Linked DNA regions of Mus musculus: region 2 is linked to region 1. The links are chromatin loops, found by intact Hi-C in ENCODE. Cell type or tissue: left cerebral cortex. All regions are shown on one strand.

Evidence for each region. A loop is a pair of places that touch in the nucleus more often than their neighbours do. Peaks named below come from ENCODE experiments on the same cell type or tissue, not always from the same donor. Only the 100,000 strongest peaks of a DNase experiment are listed, where the experiment ranks them.
Region 2: it touches region 1 in a loop (2.4-fold over the local background); 3 of 42 quality-filtered maps call a loop at or near these places.

What each region holds. Positions count from the first base shown.
Region 1 is chr12:101,954,419-101,962,418 of GRCm38, reverse strand. It overlaps Atxn3 (ataxin 3), which reads left to right and starts at 4,176. Exons shown (of 11, transcript NM_029705.3): 1 at 4,176-4,285. The coding sequence starts at 4,262. In left cerebral cortex, a CTCF peak has its summit at 4,035; a DNase peak (open chromatin) is centred at 4,110; H3K4me3 peaks cover 1,790 bases; H3K27ac peaks cover 1,112 bases.
Region 2 is chr12:101,076,272-101,084,271 of GRCm38, reverse strand. Ppp4r3a (protein phosphatase 4 regulatory subunit 3A) reads left to right here and starts at 570. Exons shown (of 15, transcript NM_211355.2): 1 at 570-1,543. The coding sequence starts at 1,402. D130020L05Rik (RIKEN cDNA D130020L05 gene) reads right to left here and starts at 1,821. Exons shown (of 2, transcript NR_038050.1): 1 at 1-1,821. In left cerebral cortex, a CTCF peak has its summit at 4,161 (motif pointing left); a DNase peak (open chromatin) is centred at 599; H3K4me3 peaks cover 3,026 bases; H3K27ac peaks cover 1,725 bases.

The DNA of each region.
Region 1 (8,000 bases):
CCAACATGTCCTAAGAAACCACATTTGCAGGCTAGAGAGATGGTTCTGCAGTTAAGGACACTGGCTGCTCTTCCAGCGGTCCTGAGTTCAATTCCTAGCAACCACATTGTGGCTCACAGCTAGCTATCTGTAATGGGGTCCGATGCCCTCTTCTGGTGTGTCTGAAGACAGCTACAGTGTACTCATATACATTAAATAAATAAATAAATCTTTTATAGATATATAGAAAGAAAGAAAGAAAGAAAGAAAGAGCTCTCTTGAAAGAAAGAAAGAAAGAAAGAAAGAAAGAAAGGAAGGAAGAAACCCCACTTGAAAAGAAAGAAGAAAACAGTGAGACTATCTTTTGTTATGTCACATTGCTAAGCACAGCAACTGTTACTTGTTCAATAAAAGAAAAGTTGGTGAGATTTGTATGTTTGAAAGGTTGCAGCTGGGCAGTGGTGGTACATGCCTTTAATCCCAGCACTTGGGAGACAGAGGCAGGCAGATTTCTGAGTTCAAGGCCAGCCTGGTCTACAGAGTGAGTTCCAGGATAGCCAGGGCTACACAGAGAAACCCTATCTCGAAAAACAAAAACAAACAAACAAACATGGTCATTGACAATGCCATGAACTGGACATATTATGGTGGATCAATTCATAGTTCTGGGGAATGGACTACACAAGAGTCCAGATGGTTTGAACTTAGCAGTGGGCATATAACAGGGGGAGAGGGTGTGGGAGATAGATACACAGTATGTAAGACTGGAGTGAAGGGCAAAGTGTTAACAATTACAGGAAGGGAATCACAAACGAGTCTCCAGCTCTATTACTATCACCTAAATTGTGTCATCTCCAAAGTTTACAGGTTGAAAGGTGTATTAGCATTAAGAGGATATGACTGTGTCCTGGTCATGAGAGTATAGCTGTCCCCTACAAGAGAAGCACATGCTCTTAACCATGGAGCCATCTCTCCAGCCCTCCAGTTACCCTTTAAATAAGTGTATCCCTATAAAGGAGGCTGAAGGGAGCTTGCTGGTCCTCTTTACTCTTCTGCCACATAAGGACACACAAAAGGCACATCAATGAAAAAAAAAAAAACTCTCCTGAGACATTTGGTCTGCTTTAGCCTTCACCTTGGACTCCCCAGACTCCATAACTGAGCATTTAATCTCTGATGGTAATTTACCCTGTGCAGCCACTTATAGTAGCCCAGCTTCATATACTCACTTGAACAATTACATCTTAAAAAAAAATCAAAACACTAGTAAACACTGCATTTTCTTGTTAGGAGGCTGTATTTTCCTGGTTAAGCCACAATTCCTTAAGCACATAGGCTATCCCCATGTTGTGTGACACTGTTCCTGGAGAACTGTGAACATCTACCCAGAGAACTGATACCACCAAAGTCCAACTTGGTGAACCAATCAGTTTTATTGAGATTACTAACTGGAGCAGAAATGACACCAAAGCCCACTCCAGCAAGTCAACAGCTCACAAAATCTGGAAACATGGGTCACACTACATACCTTGCAGATAGCTTAACAGAGTGAAATGTCCCTTACAGGCAATGTGGCTCATCTTTGCAGGCAGTTCAGTTGATGTGAGCCTCTTCTAGGCAACTCTGCTTCTTGGAGAGTGTCTCTCAGTAGTCCTACTGTTTATGTATGCTTGGGGAAGGAGGAGCCTAGTGAATCTTGTCAGTTTCAGGGACTTCCTGAAGCCTCCTAGTTGTTTACTTTCTGAGCTAAAGACACCCTTCTGTAAGACTAAATGTTCTCCCTGTTCTTAGAATATTCTATGACCTCACTAGCTTCCTTGCATGATGGACTTCATCTCCCTTTAGAATATCCTTTGTGGTAAAGAGCTTCCCTCCAATAAGGACAGCTCTACCTTTTGTTTTATCTCAAGAGGAAACTGCATACAAAATAGTCAACAAATGATATGGCAGCTCCTTGAATTAGCTAGCTGGTTGTCACTGGCAGTCTTTATTTTCTTGCCTCTCACTTCCTTTCTTTTCTTGAACTTGTCTCACAAAAATGATCTCAACAACAAAACTGAGCAGTTTCTTTTGAGTCTTTCTGCCCCTGGACTTCCTGGGAGCATGTGACACGGACTTGTCCTTGAAGCATTCCCCCGTGGGCCTTCCACTTCAGTACACTCAGCAGCATTTGCACCCTTTGTGCCTACTGCTCTATCTTCAGGGCTTAGCTCTCCATCCTCTTTTCAATCTCTTCCTTTTCTCTAAGATTATACTCAGCGTTTATGGTTTTAGTTACCTTGTGTTTTAAATTTGTTTCTTTATATTTCATGTGTAGGGGTGCTTGCCTGCGTGACTGTCTGAGCATCCCTGTGCATCCCAGGTACATTGCAGAAGCAACAGATCCCCTGAGTCTCGAGTTACCAACTGCTGTGAGCCTTTATGTGGGTTCTGAGAATCAAACCCAGGTCCTGTACAAGAGAAGCAGCAAATGCTCTTAAGGACACACCCATCTCTCCAGCCCTTCTAAACAGCAATGACTCTCACCTCACAGCTTAAAACAGCTTCTGAAAACTCCAGGCCTGTCATCTATCACTCTACAGAAGGACTGTCTTAGTTAGGGTTTTACTGCTGTGAACAGACACCATGAACAAGGCAAGTCTTATAAAAAAAACAACATTTAATTGGGGCTAGCTTACAGGTTCAGAGGTTCAGTCCATTATCGTCAAGGTGGGAGCATGGCAGCATCCAGGCTGTCATGGCGCAGGCAGAGCTGAGAGTTCTAAGTCTTCATCCAAAGACTGCTAGTGGAAGACTGACTTCCAGGCAACTGGGGTGAGAGTCTTAAGCCCACACCCACCGTGACACACCTACTCCAGCCAGGTCATACCTATTCCAACAAGGCCACACTTCCAAATGGTGCCACTCCCTGGTCCAAGAATATACAAACCATCATAAGTACCTTTAGTTGCAGAGATATTTAAGCTCAGTATTTTCTAAATTAAAAGCCTTTTCTTCTCTTCCCAAGACCCTACTCATTCTGTAAAGTATTTCTGGTTGGAGTATCACTTCTGCTTTACATGGTACCTAGAGCAGAAACCCACAAGTCTTTCCTAACAATACCCCCATCCCACCCCAGTCCCTCATCAAAGTCTTCTGTTTCCTAAAGCTTCAAAGTGGTCTCTCTCCATTCTCAAATCACTACTGGAGTCCTGACCACCAGAGTCTCTTCATTTCTCCCCAAATGCCTTTCAAGTATTGTTCCCCAGTGATCCTCTAAAATCCTAATTTGACCCCATGTCTCTAGTTTTAAAAATCTTTAACCGCCTGTAGCTTTTTTTTTTTTTTTTTTTTTCCCGGTAGGGAGGTGGTGGACAGGGTCCTCCTATGTAACCCTGGCTACAGGCTGGCATAGAGCAGCTGTCCTCCAACACAACATATGCCTTCCTTACCTTCAGGTACAATGAGCCTTTAGGAGACTGGGCCTTTGCTACATTGAAGAACCTAAAATGGTTCCACCATACAAGATACAACGCCCAATACAACGCTTAATCTTTGTCAATCCCCCCCTCCCCACCCCCATCCCCTGCGCGAGCCACTCAATATTTTGCTGGATTTTTCACTTCCTCACCAACGCTTCCTCCTTCAGAGATGGCGTATTTACCCCAGGACCTGATATTCATTCCAACAGCCAACTATGTTGGACAGTGTGCTGTGCTAATTTCTTCGTACCTACATTTCTTTATTTGTATAATATTACAAAAGACACACACACATCAAAAAATGCCGTATTAAATTGCGCTTACAACTGGACTATTCTAAGTCAGTCCTAACTAAACATTAGCTATAGTTTTTACACAAATATTAGGTATGTGGAGAATGCCTCTTCTGGAATGAAGTCTTCAGTGGGAGAGGAGTTGCTCACATAAAGATGAGGAGAAAGGACCAAAGAAGGTGGAGATGGAAAAAAAAAAAAAAAAGAAAAAAAAGAACCTAAAACTTGGCTGCGAGGATTCTCTTCTAGAACCCTAGAATCACAAGATTGTCCCGCGTAGAGAAGTTCCTCCGCACAGCAGGCGGCGCCGCAGCATCACGCTTGCCGCGGGGAGGACCAACGCCGCCCAGGTCACGTGTCCCGTGCTCCCGGGTTCGCGTGCCTCGTGACGTGCGCCCGCAGTAGTGATTGGTTGGCGAGAGGCACGTGGCTAGGGCGGGGCGGACCGGGGCTGAGGGGTGGGGCCGGGGGCGGAGCTGCTGGAGGGGGCTGCTCCGCGCCGGGGCCGTTGGCTCCAGACAAATAAACATGGAGTCCATCTTCCACGAGAAAGTGAGTGTGGGCGTTCGGTGGGGAGCCGTCCTCGGCTCGGCGGCGGGCGTGGGGAGCAGCGACGCCGCTTCAGGAACTCAGGCGGGGCCCGAGCGCCCCCATCCCGACCTGGCTGGGTGAGGGGTGCTTCCTGCCTTCTCCCCATGGCTCCGCTCGTGAAGCCTCCCGCATGCGTTCCCGGCACCCTCGCCCTAGAAGACCGGGCGGGTAGCCTGGGCATTTCGGGGGGCTTCACCCGGAGGATTAGCGCGGGCGTTCCTTGTCCACTTGCCACACCTTTTCGGGTTTCTTCTCTCTTCTCTCTTAGGGTCTAGTCTAGCGAGTCGCCTTTTCAGCACCTGGCGGACCCTTCCCAACTCCACCCACGCCCCCTAACCTGTCCTCTGGCAGATCCAACTTTCTCTCTCAACTCAGTTCTATAATGGAATGCTCCATGCATTTAGATCTTGATTATCCATCCCACGTCTTTCTGCAGTTGTGACCGTGGCTTTCCCATTAAAGGGCCTGACACTTCGGAAGTAAAGTAGGAAACCCCGGAGGGAAGTCGTCATAAGAGTTTTTATTACGGGGATGTTTGGGTTGTTCTCCCATTTTTCCGGACCAGGAGGCCAGCTTTGTTTTTAGGTATTATGGATAGATTAGAATCGTTCTACTGTGTGATTTGGCTTAGTCTCTTCCTCACCTTAATTCCTAAGTGACTACGCTTAAAAGTATTGCTGTGACATCTTGAGAAACTGGTCTATGTTCGCATACAATTATCAAGTCATTTGGGTGTTTCTCGGACAACCATGTTTCATAATCATTTTAGGTTTGGAGAGGGTTGCTAGTTGAGACTATTATTTCGTTGGGAGCAAAGGCCTTTGTTTTTATCACTTGTAAAGGAGCATTGACTCATAGTGTTTAAAATCCACGCACAACAAAAAGACAAAAATGATGTGAATCTAAGGACGTTGTTAAATGAAGTGCTCTTAAGAAGACATTTTGAGTGTTTTGGAACTGGAACAAGTTAGTTTGTGACAGGATTTCTTGTAGCCCAAGTTGGCTCCAGACTCCCATCGTCCTGTCTCTGCCTCCTGAGAGCTGGCTGGGATGATGGCCACGTGCTATGACTGAGTGAGCTCCCCCTCCCGGCCCCCTCCCCACATTCATTTGTAATTAATTTTCCAAAGGTTTTGGAATAAGACCCATTTTAAACATGTTATATTTTGAACACTGTATACACTGCTTCATGAGACTCTTGCCATTCATTCTATTTAAAAAAAAAAGTTACTGTTTGTGTGTATGTGCTGGTGTGGAGGTCAGGGAGGACTTTATAAAGTTCTCTCTTCCCAACTTGGTGTGAGTTCCGGGTGTCTCAGGCTCTTAGCAAGCCCGTTTACTCACTGAGTCATCTCTAGGGTGAATGAAAAAAGAAATGGGAAGGACATGACTTTTCCTAGGGATGGCGGAGGAGAAGGTTTATTAAAGAGATTTGGGAGAGCAGAGCCAGGGGCAGACATATTTGGGAGAACCCAGAGTGGTCTTGACCCTGAGGGGAAGGGAGAAAAGGGAAGGAAATACAGCAGCCAGGAGCCAAAGTTGCAAACCATACAAAAAGAGGGTGGGTAACCAAAATGTATGGATTACATAGGCAAGAGCCACTAGGGGAAGGGCAGCATAGTCCATGCTCTGGAGAGTTCAGGGTAGAGGGCCGGGTATACCAGCCATACCCTGTAACAGGAGGGACTAAGGGATGCTGGGACAACCTGGAGGCCAGGTCCACTTCCATATGTTAAATAGGTACCTCAGCCACTAAGCCTGGGATTAAAACTTAACATAGGGCACTTAAACAATGCATTAAAAAATTATTTTTGGCCAGCAATGGTGGTATACCTGTTTTTGATATTTTATTTATTTACATTTTATTTATTTATTTTGGTTTTTCGAGACAGGGTTTCTCTGTATACCCTTGGCTGTCCTGGAACTCACTTTGTAGATCAGGCTGGCTTCGGACTCAGAAATCCGCCTGCCTCTGCCTCCTGAGTTCTGGGATCAAAGGTGCACGCTACCACGCCCAGCTATTTACATTTTAAATGTTATCCCATTTTCTGGTTCCTCTCTACAAACTCCCAATCCCATCCCCCCCCACCCTCTGCTTCTATGAGAGTACTTCCCCCCACCACTCCCGCCTACCCGCTCTGGCATTCCCCTACACTGGGGCATCAGGCCTTCACAGGACCAAGGGCCTCTCCTCCCATTGATGCCCTACAAGGCCATCCTCTGCTACAGCTGGAGCCATGGGTCGCTCCATGTGTACTCTTTGGTTGATGGTTTAGTCCTTGGGAGCTCTGGGTGTGGGTGTGGGGTCTGGTTGGTTCATATTGTTGTTCTTCCTATGGGGCTGCAGACCCCTTCAGCTTCTTCAGTCCTTTCTCTAGCTCCTCCACTGGGGACTCTGTGCTCAGTCCAATGGTTGGCTGTGAGCATCTGCTTCTGTATTTGTCAGGCACAGAGAGAGTTTTAAGATAGCCAGGGCTATCCAGAGAAACTCTGCCATTAAAATCCAAAAAAAAAAAAAAAAAAAAAAAGGTGTTTGCCAGGGTACTGTGTGCTCCTAGTGCCCACTAAAGCCAGAAGATCTGGAACTGGAGGAACTGGAGTTAAAGAGGCCACGTGAGCAGCCACGTGGGTGTGAGGAATTGAACCCAGGTCCTCTGGAAAAGCAGCCAATACTCTTTGTTTTGTTTTGTTTTTTGAGACAGGGTTTCTCTGTATAGCCCTGCCTGTCCTGGAACTCACTCTGTAGACCAGGCTGGCCTCAAACTCAGAAATCTGCCTGCCTCTGCCTCCCAAGTGCTGGGATTAAAGGTGTGCGCCACCACCGCCGGGCTAGCAGCGAGGACTCTTAACTGCTGAGCCATCTCTCCATCTCCCCCAATACCTTCTTGACAGTACTGTTTCTCATTGGAGCAGATTTCAGTGGAGGTGACTACTGAATTGGTATATGCAAAATGCTAGGCTTACAAAGTGCTTGTGAGTAAGCATGGAAGCCCGAGTTCAGATCCCAGTGTGTGTTGTATTCACCAATACTCGAGGCAGGGAATGGACAGACAAGTGGGTTTCTGGGTGCTGCCCCGTCAGTCAGTCCAGCTGAATGGTGAGCACTAGACTCCACTAGAAAGGTGGAGAGCAGCTGAGGAGGACATCTGACTTAGACCTTTAGCACATGTATGAATACATCTGCATGTACACATATACACAAGAACACATATGCAGACATGAGTGCACAGATACACATCTGCTTACCCAGAAGTCATTCAGTTATCAGCAGGTGTATATACTTAATAAATACTTGAGAAGTACCTTTGCCGTGTGTGTGTGTGTGTGTGTGTGTGTGTGTGTGTGTGTGTATGTGTATGGGGGTGCACATGTGCATATGCATTTAGAGGCAGGAAGACAACATTGGTGGTGTTCCTCACAAGTAGGTTAACTTAGGACTTCCAGGTATCTGCCCATTTTTACCTCTCCAGCGCTATAGTTACAGATGGGTACCGCCATGCATGGCTTTTTACATGAAGGTTCTGGGGATTAAGCTCAGATCCTAAGGCCAGTATGGCAAGCACCTTATTGATTGACTAAGCTCAGATCCTAAGGCTAGTATGGCAAGCACCTTATTGATTGACTAAGCTCAGATCCTGAGGCCAGTATGGCAAGCACCTTACTGATTGACTAAGCT
Region 2 (8,000 bases), 880 kb after region 1:
AAAAACAAAAAAACAAAGAATTTCATCTTATTCATACAGTACGGCATTTATCTTTGCAAGCCCTTCAAGATGTGTTTTGTTATTTTGTTTAAAAAAACAAACAAACCAGCCTAGGGCTACAGACGATCAGCTTTGATAACCGACAGAGAAAGGGAGATAACCGCTGATTATTGTGAGGTGAGTGCTCAGAATGATCCCGGGGAGCAGTGCCACGCGTGAACACCGCGTCGAGGGTTTTAGACTTGCCCGGCCATTGCGTGCCTCACTGCATCCCGCCAACCTCGCGGTCCAAACGGTCCTCTCTCAGAAACTTCTCTATTTCAGGCCAAGGGAAGAAGAGGAGGAGGAGGAGGAGGGCGGGGGGAGGACGAGGAGGACGCCAGCAGCCCGCGCCCCCAGGGCCGACTGCAAAGGTCCTCCCTAAAGCGTCCGGAGAAGGCTCGCACGGGAAAGGACGAGCTCCGGGATCAGAGTCCAGTCTGGCTCCAGAAGCCGCCAACAGACTCCACACCCCTTCCCCGCCCGGAGCCGAGGTGATGACGAATTCAAAGTGCGACGGACGCACACGCAGCCCGCGCTTGCACGACAGTACGCGCAGGGCAGCGCGAGGGAGTCCCGGTCCGTCACCGGCGCGACTCGCGTCCCGCCTCCTCCGCTCCCGCCACCCCCGCAGCTCCGCGCCCGCCTCGGTGCAAGGCCTCGGCCGGAGCGAAGCTGCCGGCTCCCGTCTTGTCGCTTTAAGTGGTGGGGCTTGCGGGCCGCCCCTGCCGCTACTGCCTAGGTGGCCCCGCGCGCCGCTTTTGAGGGGCGAGCCAAGATGGCGGCGGCTTTGGCTCTGTGAGGAAGACGGAAGAGGCGGCGGAGTAGGGAAGGCGGCTTCTAAGAAGAGCCAGGGGTTCTCGGGTGGCCAGAGGCGTTCGGAGTCTCCCGGGAAGTGCTACCTCACCGGCTTCGGATGCTTTAAGCGGGAGGAGCGGAGCGGGGCTTCCTGCTGCAGCGGCTGGGCCAGGTACAAGGGAGGAAAACATGGCGGCGGCGGCCTGAGGAGGCGGCGGCGCGGGAAAGCGGCTCTGCGGAGGTCATGGTGGAGGCCGGAGCGGGTCTGTGAACCGAGCCGCACCTCGTTGGAACGGCGGGCCGGTAGGCTGCGTAGTGCTGCGCGTTCCCTGTCGGGGCTGCTGGGCGGCCGCGCTCGCTCGGCCTGGACAATAGCGCCGGGGAGAAGGAGACGAGAGAAGGCGGCGGCCCGGGGCTCGGACCCGGGAGCGGGCCATGCGAGCGGCGGCGCAGCTCCGCGGCGGCCAGCGGTGGCACTGAGGTCCCGGAGTTCCCCGTTTGCGGCCGCCCGCCTTTTCTGGACACTGTCCCTGGGCCACTCGGGCGGGGCCCCCGGCCGGCACGATGACCGACACCCGACGGCGGGTGAAGGTCTACACGCTCAACGAGGACCGGCAGTGGGACGACCGGGGTACTGGCCATGTGTCCTCCGGCTACGTGGAGAGGCTGAAGGGCATGTCCCTGCTCGTCAGGGCGGAGAGCGACGGTAAGTGACCCTCACTGGCCCCTCTCAGAGCAGTGGCGCTCGGACTGGGACGGCGGGAGTGCGGACGGGAACGCCACGGGGTACCCAAGTCCGGTGGAGCTCGGTGGAGAGCATTCGGGGTGTCCATCCTTAACCCGAAAACCTTGTGGCGTTGGGATTTCGAGCAGAGCGGAGCACGTTGCGCCGTGCTGCCTTTCCAGTGCAGAAAGGTCGGAGACCTGAGATCCTCTTTCCCCGGTGGTTTTTGCACCGTCGTGACCTTGAGAAAGGCATTTAACGGAAACGATCTGCTCCCCCCCCCCCCACACACACACACCCCTTAGTTCACCAATCTGTAAAGCAGGCATAAAACCTTGCTTGGCGCTCGTAAAGTTCATAGCTGTTGCACACTTTGAGAAAGTTCTGTTCTGGTGGGATTGTTGTTGTTTTAAACCTTTTCCACCATATCTTTCAGATTTTAGGGTCTGCAATAAGGTCTATAAATCTGGCAGTTCCACCAGACAGAGAAAATGCTGCTTTGGCTTTCGAGGACACACATGTCTTGACCGGGGTTGGTTGTCTTTTTCACAAGAAAGGGAGATGATTATTATTGTTGTTATTGTTTTGTATTTTGAGACAGGGTTTCAGTATGTAGCCCAACTATCCTGGAGCTTGCTCTATAGACCAGGCTAGCCTTGAACTCAAAGCTTGCCTTCCTCTGCCTCTCCAGTGCTGGGATTAAAGTGCTGCCACACCTGGCTAAGAAAGAAAGACTTTGTAGGTCTTCTGTGGGAACTCGTGAACCTTTGGAACATTTTATTGCAAGCTTTTCTGATTGTTTAAGCGTATGGTCCTTAGTTGGTTGAGTTGGCTGGTGGGGAGAGGTATCTTTTAACACTTGAACAAGTCCTTCTGCTTTCACCTCAAGTCTATTGAAACAGTCTTCAGTGTTCAAAGATAAGGTTGTTTGAAATAACGGTTTCACGTTTTAAAATATTCCTTTCTTAAGGGTTTGCATTCTCTGAATTTCACTCTTGGAAGAAAATACATATTGGCCAAAACTTCAAATTGTTTTTGGAGCAGAAGTATAGTTACCTTGTTGCATTAATTTGCAGTTTTACAGTTGAGAACTATTTGTAGCTGTTTCATGTCTGAAATATTGCAAATTTATTTCAAAGATTTTTTTTTTTCCCCTCTTTTTTGGACTAGACTCAGAACTCATTCCACAAAAACCAAGATTTTCCTGTCTGTGGTTGAAGACTGTAGAAACATTGATTTGAATTGAAGAATGGTTAACTTGGAGTATAATTATAAAGATTACCCCAAATAAGTTACCACTGGTAAAAAGTTACTTTCTAACATGAAAGGCAGGCAGTTTCTGGTGACTTGGAGGCCAGCCTGGGTCTACATAGAGTCCTAGATCAGCTGCAGTTACATAGTAAGACTTGGTCTGAAAATTTTTTTCTGATTACAACAGGTATATTTTCAGAGCTGGGTTCTTATTTGGCTGCTAATATACAAGTTAAATGTGTTTGTGACAGTCACGTAATCACCTCTGCATGTTTGTACATGTGGAAACTTTCCTTACAGTAAAGTGGAAGTGTGGGTTTCAGGGTTAAGCTTATTGTGAGGATGGGCTAACTGGGAATGGAATCCACACAGGGACTTGAGCATGCTAGGCAGTGCTCTACCACTGAACTGCCTCTAAGACCCAATGTAATTGTGAGATTTAACTAGATGTAAGCTTGAATTTCAGAACTAATACATGTAACCATACTCACACCAGTGTGCTTTATTTGATTATGCAAAGATCCTTCTGGTTTTTTGGAAAGAGTCTCCTGTAGTACCAGACTAGAATCAAACATTGTGTGTAGCCCAAAATATGGAAGTTCACGATCCTCTTGTCCCTATCTTCCCAATGCCTGGGATCATAGGTGTACTACTACATCCAACCTGTTTTGTTTTGGAGCCATTATCTAGCTATGGCTGGTCTGCAACTCAAAGCGATTCTCCTACCTGAGCCCCTGAGTGTTGGATTACTGCAGTGAACTACCACAGCCAGCCAGTTTTACAAAGGCCTTTAGACAGGATAAGCATGTAGACTTTCTGGGTGGTGGTGGCGCACGCTTTTAATCCCAGCACTTGGGAGGCAGAGGCAGGCGGATTTCTGAGTTTGAAGCCAGCCTGTCTACAAAGTTCCAGGACACCCAGGGCTATACAACAAAAGTCTGGTGTTTTATACCCTTTTATATTTTATCACTTAGGAAATAGCCTCTAAGCCCCTTTCTTCCATTTGGAATTTTGAAATTCTAATTTATTAGAACAGGTAATTCCTCTCCCCGCACCCCCCCACCCCCGCCCCAGGAGGGAAAAGAGTTAAACATAATTACTGAACTACCCCTTTATATTTGTGTTATGTGGAAAGGTAATTTTGAAGAATGGATTTAACCTGGGTGTGGTACCTTACTCCTAATTCCACCACTGAGAACACAAGTTAGGAGAATCTCAAATTCAGGGATTACATAGTAAAACATTTTCACTAAACAAGAAAGAAAAAAGGGGCTGGAGAGATGGCTCAGCGGTTAAGAGCATTGACTGCTTTTCCGAAGGTCCTGAGTTCAAATCCCAGCAACCACATGGTGGCTTACAACCATCCATAATGAGATCTGACGCCCTCTTCTGGTGTGTCTGAAGACAGCTACAGTGTACTTACATATAATAATAAATAAATCTTTTTTAAAAAGAAAGAAAAAAATGGACTTAGAAAAGGTGTAGGATACTTGTGAAGAAATCTATAGTTTTATTACTAAAGCCATTTTTCCTCCTTAACAGATAAATTCCAAGTAAGATTAGTAATAGTTTAAGTTTATTGAGTACCTCCTATGTGTGTGTCAGGGCCTCTTTAAGCAATTCATTTGTATTTACAGACATAATTCTTAAAACCATTCTCAAATTTAGGTAATATAATTAGCCATGTCTTATAGGTAATTTCGAGCCTGAGGTGCTAATTGTAGGTTAGTACAAGTTCAGCCTGGGGTGGTGATCTGTTATTTTAGTGGGAAATCTAGCCTACAACTGGAAGCACTTACAGCTACTTACAGTGGATTTATGCTTTGGTCTCTGTAATGCTGTTTTATTCTTTTTTTTTTTTTTTTTTTTTTGGTTTTTCGAGACAGGGTTTCTCTTTATAGCCCTGGCTGTCCTGGAACTCACTCTGTAGACCAGGCTGGCCTCGAACTCAGAAAACCACCTGCCTCTGCCTCCCAAGTGCTGGGATTAAAGGCGTGCGCCACCACTGCCCGGCGCTGTTTTATTCTTGACCTCAAGGATTATTTCAAAGAAAACAAAATTAAGTTTTACAGACTTAAATTTTGTTAGAGGCAAATTTTCATGTATCCTAGGCTGGTTTCTTGAACTTGGTTATATAGTGAGGTTGAACTTCAGTTTCTGATCCTGCCTCCATTTTCTCTTGTTAAGATTACTTATGTTGCACCATCATGCTTTATGTGGTAGTAGGGGTCAAACCCTAGGCTTTTATAAGGTGGACAAGCACCAATTTACCCATACGTTCAGCCAGGATTGTGCCTGGCTGCTCCTACTAGTTATGGTGTCTCCTACTAGTTTGGATCACCCAATATTGTGCTGCTCTCTATTTTGTTACATATAATTGAGAATTCTTTTTTTTTCCCCTCCATTGAGGACAATGTAGGCTTTTTTTTTTTTTTGAAAAATTATACTTATGTGTGTGTGTGTGTGTGTGTGTGTGTGTGTGTTTGCATGTATGTTCTGGTTCTGTTGAAGGTCAGAAGACCCTTAGACCTGGAATTACACTGTCATGAGCTACCATGTGGGTTCTGAAAACTGAACCCCAGTCCACTACAAGAGCTGCAGGGTCTCATGTAGCCAAGACTGGTCTTGAATTCCTATCCTCCTACCTTCATCTCCCAAGGACAGGGTCTACAGATGTAAGTGTCTGCCATCATGCCTGGGAAAATGGGAAGTATTTGTTTTTCCCATAAAATGGGTTATTGTCCAGTAGAAAATTAAATGGCATAAATTTATAGTCTTTCTGGTAAACAGAATGTTTGGGGAGCTTGAAGCAGAAGTATCTCTAGTTCTAGACTAGCTTAAGCTTCATGAAAGACCCTTTCTCAAAAGAGAAGAAAAGGAAACTTAAAAAGTTATTGTGAGTGGGTTTGACCTCTAGTAATTGTTTCCCCTGCCCCCTGGAAAAAAAGTCTTTCAAAGACATTGAGTATGGTAATATTTTCCTCCTTTTCTCCATGAATCTGAGTTATTCAGATTATTATTTGAAAATTTAGCAGTCTGGAAGTACATAATGTATAATCAAAGTACTAGGGCTACATATTAAATTTTGAAACACAAAGCTGTCCTTAAACTCTGACATCCACCTGCATCTACCTCCTGGATATTGGGACTAAAGATGTGCACCACCACCTGACTTGACAAGACACTTAATTTCTAACTTTTTGAAATACAGTGGTTTGAGCCCAGGTCTGTACATGCTAGGCAGGTGCAGTACATCCCACCCCTGGAATTTGTGTTATGTCCTCTGACTTCACAGTGGTGTGTAATGTGCTTGCTGGTCAGAGATAAGATTGGGCAATAGATTCTCTCCTTCCACTGTGTGGTCCTAGCAATAGACTCAGGTTGTTAGGCTTGGAGCTAAGTGCCTTTCCCTGCTGAACCACCTTATTTCTCACCCTGGAGTAAGTATGTATGTATGTATGTATGTATGTATGTATGTATTTAATGTATAAGTGCTGTATGTGCATATACACCTGCATATCAGAAAAGGACATCCAACCCCATTATGGTTGTGAGCTACCATGTGGTTGCTGGGAATTAAATTTAGGACCTCTGGAAGAATAGCCAGTGATCTTAACCATCTCTCCAGCCATGGACTAAGCTTTTGTGATGTGTTAATTTTCTTGTTTGACATCCCAGACTGTCTTAGTTACTTTGAAATTGCTGTGATAAAACTCCATGACCAAGACAACTTAGACAGAGCTTACTTGTGCTTATGGTTCCAGAGTGTTAGTCTATGATGGCAGAGTGAAGACATGTTGATCCACAAGCAGGAGGCAGAGAACACACTAGGAATGGTGGATGTGTCTTTTGAAAATTAAGAGCCTGCTCTCGTTAACACCTCCAATAAATAAGACCACACCTTCTAATCCTTTAACAGTTCCACTAACTGGGGACTCAAGCATTCAAAGGTATGAGCCAGTTTTGATCAAATATGGATCATCTGAGGCCAGTCTTAACCTTCCCAATGCTGCAACTCTAAAACAGTTTCTCCTGTTGTAGTGCCCCTCCCCCCACCATAAAATTACTTTGTTGCTACTTCATAATTTTGTTAGTTATAATGTATACCTGATATGCAGGATATCTGCATATGACCCCCACATGAGTGAGGCCCACAGGTTGACAACCAGTGATCTGGGGGGGGGGGGGCAGCAAACAATGGACTAGAGAGATGCCTCAAACATTAAGAGCATTGGCTGCTCTTTCAGAGGACCTAGAAAAGATTCCTAGCACCCACATGATGGCTAACAACCATTTACAACTCCAGTTTCAGGGGATCCAGTGCCACCTTCTGGCCTCTGGACACCAGGTGCACAGACAAACATAGCAAAACACCCATCTATCTAAATTTTTTTAAAAAGTTTTAAGGTGGGGGTACTCATAACCACTGATCCTTTTCTTTAGCCCCCATAATACATTTTTTCATGTTAATAACTTTTTGTGTATGGATGTTTTGCCTGCATAGTTTTTTGTGCTGCCACGTGCAAAGAGAAGCTAGAAAAGGTCAGTGGTGCTACAGACAATTGGCAGGCACCATGTGTGTGCTGGTGATCAACCTGGGTCCTCTAGAAGATCAGCCAGTGCTCTTAACCCTTGAGCCCCTGCTTCTGGTTGTTTTAAAGCCAGAGTCTTTGTTGTGTACCCCAGGCTGACCTCAATCTAGCTTCTTTTCCCTCTGTTTTTCTGTATGCTAGATTTGTAGACTTGGACCATAACACTGGCCATTAACGTGGTTTTTGGTGGTGCTTTGTTCGCACTTATGAAGCTGTGATGCTGGTGGTGGCAATATTCTGGGAAAGTTGTGTTCCGTGGAGTTGAGTGAAGTTATGGGGGCAGAGCTATCTGTATTCATGTTGCAACTAAAACAGGACCAAAACACAACATTCATGTACCACTTGAATCTAATTGGGTTAATGATGAAGATAGAGTTGGAAAAATTACAACTCTCAAGTTTTCAGCTTACCCCAACCCTCAGCACAGGGTTTGAAGCCAGTGCCTTGTACATGTTAGGCAGGTGTTCTACTGAACTACACCATCCCTAGCCAAGAATTCTCATACTAACCCAGCTTCTTTTGTGGAAGGATATGATGAGATCCATATAAAGTATACCTATAAAGCTAAGTATGTGTGTACTAGAAGTTTAGAAGTG